Regions from separate parts of the Homo sapiens genome. Here region 2 is linked to region 1. Evidence: chromatin contacts called from ENCODE Hi-C or POLR2A ChIA-PET data. All regions are on one chromosome and are shown on one strand. The core of a region is the stretch at or near the end of the contact, and the rest is flanking DNA. Distances in the headings are between cores, read along the strand shown. Region 1 has its middle 18 kb from the start of TRI-TAT2-1. Region 2 has its middle 39 kb from the start of LINC01819.

Region 1 (3,856 bases), core at 286-2,785:
CAAGCACTGGCCCACTCACCCCTCCCTGAGAGAAAGAAGCCCTTGTCCCCAACTCACATTGGAACTCTGGGAAGAAGTGGCATCCCAGGCAGCTGCAAACCAACTCGGCCTCTGCCTCCAGCACCAGGGCTCCCCGGTAAGGGAGAGGCACCACTAAAGTTCAGCTTTCAAAGCCAACTTCCATTCCTGTGAGCCAGCAGCCCTACTGGGGCCATGGTGGCACAGCTAGGAGACTTGGTGGGGAGGAGGGGCCCAGGTGCAGGAGGGCTGGCCAGCCAGGGGCGCCACATGGGCTCTAGTCAGATCAGGAGGGACTGGACCATGAGTTTCATAAACTCAGCTTCTAGTATGATCAGTGGCCAGGAGGGACAGGGGACCTTGCTGGGTCTAGAGGACACCACACCCCAGGATCCCAACTCATGCCTCCTACCAGATGCCACACAAGCTGCCCTTGACTGTCTACAAAACCCCAACAGCACCACAGTGGGAGAAGCTGGGCAAAGCAGTCTGAGAACTAAGCATTTTATCCAAGAGAAATTAATAAGATCACTTAACAAGACCGGCTAAACTCTCTGGCCCCAGGATGTTCAAATCAAGTTGAAAATTTCATTGTTTTTCTCGCTTATCATCAGGCAGGGGTTGGAAGAAAGGCCAGATTCATTATAGACTCATAAATAAGGAAATTACCTTTTTTTTGCACAAATAAATTATAGAGTGAATTAAGTTTTCAACTCTGTTGCACACACAAAAATAGAGGAATTCCTGCTGCCCCACTGCAATGCTGGCTGACTTTTCCAACCAAAGACAAGGACCCAAGCCTTCTGGATCCCCAGTTCCCTCCTCCAGGTGGTGGGGGACACCGTTGTGGCAGAGAGAGGTAAGGTCCCCCTTCAGCCTAAGTGGTCACATTAGCCCTCTTGGGCTCATGCACCAGATCCTGCTCTCCTGGCTTATCTGTGTTTCTTTGAGGGGAGGAATGAGATTTTCATTTTCTTTCCAGGCCCTTCCCATTCAGGGCATTTCAGATCCCTCCTTCCCATGACCCCTGAAATGAATTGGGTGAAGAATGGTCCCCTGCCCTACACGCTGCATGTCTGGGAGAGGCCAGAGGTGGAGCCGGCACATGCAAAGGCAATGCTGCCACCTGCTGGCGCCACGAAGAGACACAGCAAAGGTGGGCAACCAAACCCCATTAGCCCTGGGGGAACTGCACAAGGATGTCTTGCAGCTGAATGGTACCTTTTTCCAATGCAGCTTCTTACCTGTTCCCTCATTTAGTCATCCAGTATGCCGGCTGGAACAAGAACATCATCCCATTTTATGGACGAGACAACTGACACCCATGAAAGGGCAGAATGCTGACTGAGGTCACATGTGTGGGGATGGCTTGAAGGCAATGCTCAGTCTCCTGCTTCCCAGCCAAGAGTTGTGTCCCCTCGTCAGTGCTCAGATGAGGTGTCTCAGAAAACGAGGGACCCCTATGAACAAGGTTTACGGGGCCATCCTCAACATCCAGGGAGGAAGAGTGAGGGCGGAGGGCACCAAGCAGTAATGCCCACCCTGCAGCTGGCTCAGGGCCTGATACACGTGTACAGCAACTCTGTTTCCCAAGGGTTCACACACCTTCCACACAGATTTTGTGGGTTTTTTTGTAGAGAAGGGGGTTTGTCCTGTTGCCCAGGCTGGTCTCGAACCCCTGGGCACAAGTGTGATGTTACTTTTCGATAAAGATCTGGAAGAGCTGACTCCTGCCCTAGGCCCGTGAGTCCTAATCTAAAAAACAGACGGTGAAAGAGGCAAGAGTCATCTTCCCAAATGGCAGCTGCAGGCGAAGTAGGTGGGGGGAACTCGCAGACGATGTTGTGTGGTCAGCAGGTGTGAGATGACCGGGCTGCATCCTCTCCCGCTGGGTGCTCAGCACTCGACTCTCCTCTTTGTTCCTGGCTCTTCCAGCCCAGGTCTTCATTTGGCGGAAACAGCCTGGAGGACAGAAAAAGTGCCTCTTCTCTGCCCGAGACCCTTCCCACGCGCACACGCCATGGGGAAGCAGCTCTTCCCTTTTCCCGACGTGGGAGATGACTGGGCCGGTGGGAAATCCCATGATTCCCCGGCAGCGGTCCATGTCCCTCCTGACAGCGGTCAGCGGTCAGCCTCACTTCCAGGACTCTGCATTGTCCCAAGCCTCCTCCTCTCCAGACCTTCTTCGCACCTCTCCCCGCGATTCTTGTCCTGGTAGGGTCCAGGAAACGCTGAAAGCTACGGATAGGCCCCCACGTTGCCCCGCAGGGTGCGGATGAAATCGCTGTCGGAGGCTGGTCCTGTGGCCGGCCCTGCCTGTCTCCTGGACCGAGAGGAGCCTTCTATGGCAGAGCCGCAGCGCCACCGTGTGGTAGAAGTCCGTCTGCACGGCCAGAAACGGCGGCTCAGAGCGGGCCCACAGAAATCCTTGTAATAGTCCACTGTCAAGGCCGGTGCTAGCGACACGGGAGTGGCAAATGCACCCTCTTGCCGTTCCCGGTGTTTGGGCCTTGCCTGTGACGGTGGGAAAAGAAAATGGCCTTGCTGTGCTACAACCGGGGCTGCGGTCAGCGCTTCGATCCTGAGATCAATTCCGATGATGCTTGCATATGCCACCCAGGTGTTCCAGTCTTTCACGATGCATTAAGGATTGGTCTTGATATAAGAGAAGAACAATTGATTTTTCTGATTTCTTAAGCATTGTAGGCTGTACAAAAGGTAGACATAATAGTGAGAAGCCACATGAGCCAGTCAAACCTGAAGTAAAGACTACTGAGAAGAAAGAACTATCTGAATTGAAACCCAAATTTCAGGAACACATCATTCAAGCCCCGAAGCCAGTAGAAGCAATCAAAAGGCCAAGCCCAGATGCACCAATGACAAATTTGGAATTAAAAATATCTGCCTCACCTGATAAACTTAAACTGTCATCAGGGAATGAAGAAGATAAGAAAGAAGAAGAGGCCAAGCGTGGTGGCTCACGCCTGTAATCCCATCACTTTGGGAGGCCGAGGCGGGCGGATCACAAGGTCAGAAGATCAAGACCATCCTGGCCAACATGGTGAAACCCCGTCTCTATTAAAAATACAAAATATTAGCCGGGCGTGGTGGTGCACACCTGTAGTCCCAGCTACTTGGGAGGCTGAGGCATGGGAATTGCTTGAACCTGGGAGGCAGAGGTTGCAGTGAGCCAAGATTGCACCACTGCACTCCAGCCTGGCAACAGAGCAAGACTCCACCAGAAAAAAAAAAAAAAAACAAAAAGAGAGCAACAAGACTGATGAAATTAAGATTGGGACCTCATGTAAGAATGGAGGGTGTTCAAAGACATATCGGGGTCTAGAGAGTCTAGAAGAAGTCTGTGTGTATCATTCTGGAGTACCTATTTTCCATGAGGGGATGAAATACTGGAGCTGTTGTAGAAGAAAAACTTCTGATTTTAATACATTCTTAGCCCAAGAGGGCTGTTCAACAGGGAAACACATATGGGCTAAAAAGGATGCTGGGGAAAATGTTCCACGTAGAGAGGACTGGCATCAGACTGAAGGTGAAGTTACCATTTCAGTATATGCTAAAAATTCACTTCCAGAACTTAGCCGAGTAGAAGTAAATAGCACGTTGTTAAATGTGCACATTGGATTTGAAGGAGAGAAGGGATTTCATCAAAATGTGAAATTATGGGGTGTGACTGATGTAAAGTGAAGTTATGTAACTATGACTGCAACAAAGATTGAGATCACTATGAGAAAAGCTGAACCGATGCAGTGGGCAAGCCTTGAACTGCCTGCAGCCAAAAAGCAGGAAAAACAAAAAGACAACACAACAGATTGAGCGGGAC
Region 2 (3,677 bases), core at 27-2,526, 170 kb before region 1:
GACTCCCTACTTAATTTTTAAGACTTAAGTTAATTTCTTCAGGAAGCCTTCTCACCTCCCACTCAAGGCCAGGTTGGGTTCCCCTTCCCTGAGCACCCATGGTACCCTGAATCCACTTGTAAGAGCCCCCACCCTTCCTTGAGGTATGGATCTCCTTTCTTGCCTATAGTAGGACCTCTCCTACTAGACTGGGAGCTCTCTGAGGGGCAGGCACTGGGTCTGCTGTCCTTGTATTTGTGGAGGACAGCTCACAGTAGGTGCTCAGTTAGGGCTACCAAATTTAACAAATAAAAATACAAGATGCCCAGTTAATTCTGAATTTCAGATAAACAATGAATAGTAATAATAAAATAATAACAATGAATAGAAATATTGCATTATTTTATCTGTCAACCCAATGCCCAATAAATGTGGATTGCATTAATTCATAGGTGAATGAGCAAACAGCACAGAAAAAGAAACAGCAGTATATGTGGAAGAAAGCAAGAAAAATCAACTGGCCTGGAACCTAAGACTTGTCCAAAGATGTCACAGAGAGTAAAATGAGAAAAATCCAGTAGCCCGTGCCCAGAGCAGTTCCTCGTACCCAGTGAGTACTCCATCAGTAGTGACTGAGAGACTGAATGAATATTTTGCAGGAGGGAGGTGGTGTTGAATGCCAGAAAAAGTAGCAAGGATGTCAAAACAGAAATGGAGGGTGTGGTGGCGACAGTGGCTTTGGTCATGGGACATTTGAGGGAGTCAAGTGACCAGCAGGCTGCAGCCTCCAAGTCCCCAAAACTCAGATTCACAGAGTGGCCATGTCCTTATGAGAAATCAAGACTCTCCTCCCGGGCATTGTAGGGGTCTGTGCCTGCCTCGGCGCAGGTGCAGTTCAGCAGTGGACAGGGCAGCCCAGGCTCGAGAGGCCTTCCCAGGCCCACAGGCACAGCCACCCCCTCTAGCGGGACCTCCACTGTCAACCTTGGCCTGACTGGATGCCAGAGGATCACAATAAGTGCAGACCCCGGTTCTCCCCTCCCCATCACAGAGCAGAGGGAGCCACAGTTCCCTTGGGGCCCCTGGAAGCCCCCACCAGACTGGGCTTCCCCTGGAGCTCCGCATGCAGAACGTGGCCTTGGGGAGTTTCCCGAACCCTCTGAACCCTCTGAAACATGCGGCTGGGCTCCCAGGCCCCAGGCTGCCAGGCAGTGTTGTGGGGAGAGGGATGGTGTTGAGCTCCGGGGAGGAAACAGACCCCCATTGTCCCCCTGGGCCTGGCAGCACAAAGGGAGCCTGTGTCATGGCAGCAGATGTATGTGGCTGACTGTGGTGGACACCGGCCTAGGAGAAGCATACAGCCTGGGGACCCTGTCTGCTTCATGTCCCTCCAAGTGGGACCTGTGGGCTGGTTCTCTGTGCCTGAGGGATGGCATGTACGTGGGGCCACTGGCTATCTCCGACGGTGCACACCGTGTGTTCACACCAGGAGGTCTGAGTGCAGCAAGTGTATGCTTGCGTGTCTGCATGTGGCGATACACGTGTGCCTGGGCGAGTCTGCAAGTACGTAAGCATGTGGGTCTGTGAGTGTGCGCATCACATGGAGGGCAGGTGATGCTTCTGCGCACGTGGGAGCCCATGTGCCCAAACAGGCCGCCTTCCCCAAGAGCCTGGCCAAAAACGGCAGAACTGGCTGCCGAGCTTTCTTGGGAAAAAAAGTACCAAGATTGGGACCAAGGCTCTGTCCAAGGGAGACTCAGGCTGTGCACACACACATGCACACACACACACGCACACACACACAGTGGAGATGCTGCATTCTGCCTGGTACAGTGTTAGAGGGCAGGGCGGGGTGGGGCAGTGGAGGGGGGGTGGGTTCTCCTGTGGGGTGAGGGCCGCCCAGATGCTCCTGGGGTTTTGGGTGTGGCTGCCTCCTTCACTTAGCCTCTCCTTGTCTCTGGCCTTGGCTTCCTTTCTGCTTCCTAGCGTCCTGAACGATCAGGAACCTCTTTCGGGTTGGGGACCCTCACACAAGTAGTGGTGGGGTAGAAGGGCAGGAATGGCTGTGGTCTTCCAGGTTCAGGACATGCCCCAAGAGCTGAGCTGCCTAGTATGGCCTTGCATCCCTCCCACCCCAACCCCCAGTGAATTGGATCCCACCCACTCAGCCTGCACTTCCAGCCTTACCAGAATCAGGAAATGAGATTTCAACTCCATTCAACTAAATCCAACAAATATTTACAGAGGATCTTCTAAGCAGTAGGTTCTGTAAAGCTGGGAGGGGCAGGGAGAGGCCCTTTTCTGGGCCCTGCCTCCTGGGATGACTCCAGGTTCAAGACAACAAGGCCTTCCCTACGGCTTTGCTCCCTACGGACACCCACAGCTGCTGCCTGCACCCAGCACCCACACCCCTGCCCACTGGCCATGATTAGAGGCCCTGTCCATGAGGGATGCATGGAGGAGCCTCTCAGGGATAATGCCTACTGCACTGGTTCCCCCCTCGCCCCTCCAGGGGTTGCCGTATCCCCTGCGCCCTTTAGGAGATGGTGCAAGATGCTGAGGAACTCAGAAGCTTGGGTTTCCTTCTGATTATATTACTCTCCACAAAGACGGCTCCTCTGCCTTCAGAGTCCCACCCAGCAGGTGGGACTCTGGGGCTTTTGAAAATGGGCAGGCATCTCCCAGCTTATCCCATGGGAAAAGATGGAAGCTCCCTCCCTCTATCTTGGTCTCCAAGGGAAATGCGCCTTATGACCCTTTGGGTTAGGTGTAAAAATATTGTGAGTCAGTTTGTTTTTTCCATCTGGAAATTTAAGAATGACTTGCCAAATATTTAATAAATGGATTGACACAATGCCCCCTCTTAGTCCCAGTTTCAGACTGTCCTGAGTCCCCAAAAGTTTCTGTAGGAATTCCGGGGACAAAGGTGGGTTCCTCAGTGTGGGATGTGTTGGGGGGCACCGTCCGGTTCTGACTCTCTTTCAGCGAACGGCTTCGTTATAACTGTGTAAGCGCCCCAGCGCGTCGCCAGTGTGGCTGGTTTTAGAAAAATGATGCCTGAAACAGAATGGGCCCATACTTCATGAATGAGAGAGGTAAAGCAGAAAGCTCTTCCTTAGACAATAGGTTCTGTGGGTATCAAATCTGAGGACAATTTGTGCAGTTTTCTTTGACAAAAAGGTGAGTAGGTTCTAGATCACTGACCTTTTCTACAAGTGGCTATGAGCAGTGTGTGACCTCGGTGGGTATTTCAGACAAAAACAGTCCGTCTTACCATATTATAGTGAACATTTCAACAATAAGAGAGAGAAACAGCTTTCAAATGAAACATATGCTAGGGAGAGAACATTTTGAAAATGGTTATTTGGAAATGTTGCCATCATAAGGTGATCTTAGTTCTGAAAACGATGTAAATATGTCAGTTATTAAAAACTCTATCTACACAATTAAAAAAACAAGCTCGGGGCTGGGTGCGGTGGCTCACGCCTGTAATCCCAGCACTTTGGGAGGCCGAGGTGGGTGGATCATGAGGTCAGGAGATTGAGACCATCCTGGTTAACACGGTGAAACCCCATCTCTACTAAAAAAAAAAAAATACAAAAAAATTAGCCAGGCGTGGTGGCGGGCACCTGTAGTCCCAGCTACTCTGGAGGCTGAGGCAGGAGAATGGCGTGAACCCAGGAGGCGGAGTTTGCAGT

Evidence for each region. Hi-C counts contacts between places; a loop is a spot of excess contacts on that map. ChIA-PET counts read pairs that join two places held with the same protein, here RNA polymerase II (POLR2A). Pooled maps may share reads with other maps.
Region 2: a loop to region 1 is called in a pooled map, with 2.0 times the contacts of the local background. The contact joins two enhancer-like sites. A Hi-C loop is called at or near these places in 1 of 168 maps with a recorded cell type or tissue (heart left ventricle), 1 of 37 single-sample maps with no recorded cell type and 1 of 50 pooled maps. POLR2A ChIA-PET finds 5 or more read pairs at or near these places in 3 of 52 experiments (BJ, HepG2 and Panc1).

The regions. Positions count from the first base shown.
Region 1 is chr2:42,826,315-42,830,170 of GRCh38, reverse strand. It overlaps the pseudogene CHORDC1P1. Among named protein-coding and RNA genes, the nearest start is that of TRI-TAT2-1, 18 kb to the right of the region's middle. Within about 2 kb of position 1,535, at least 7 of the 41 ENCODE cell types and tissues checked have a DNase peak (open chromatin) inside an H3K27ac peak, as active enhancers do.
Region 2 is chr2:42,998,235-43,001,911 of GRCh38, reverse strand. No RefSeq gene overlaps it. Among named protein-coding and RNA genes, the nearest start is that of LINC01819, 39 kb to the left of the region's middle. RefSeq lists enhancers at 546-1,327, 1,352-1,411. Within about 2 kb of position 1,276, at least 5 of the 41 ENCODE cell types and tissues checked have a DNase peak (open chromatin) inside an H3K27ac peak, as active enhancers do.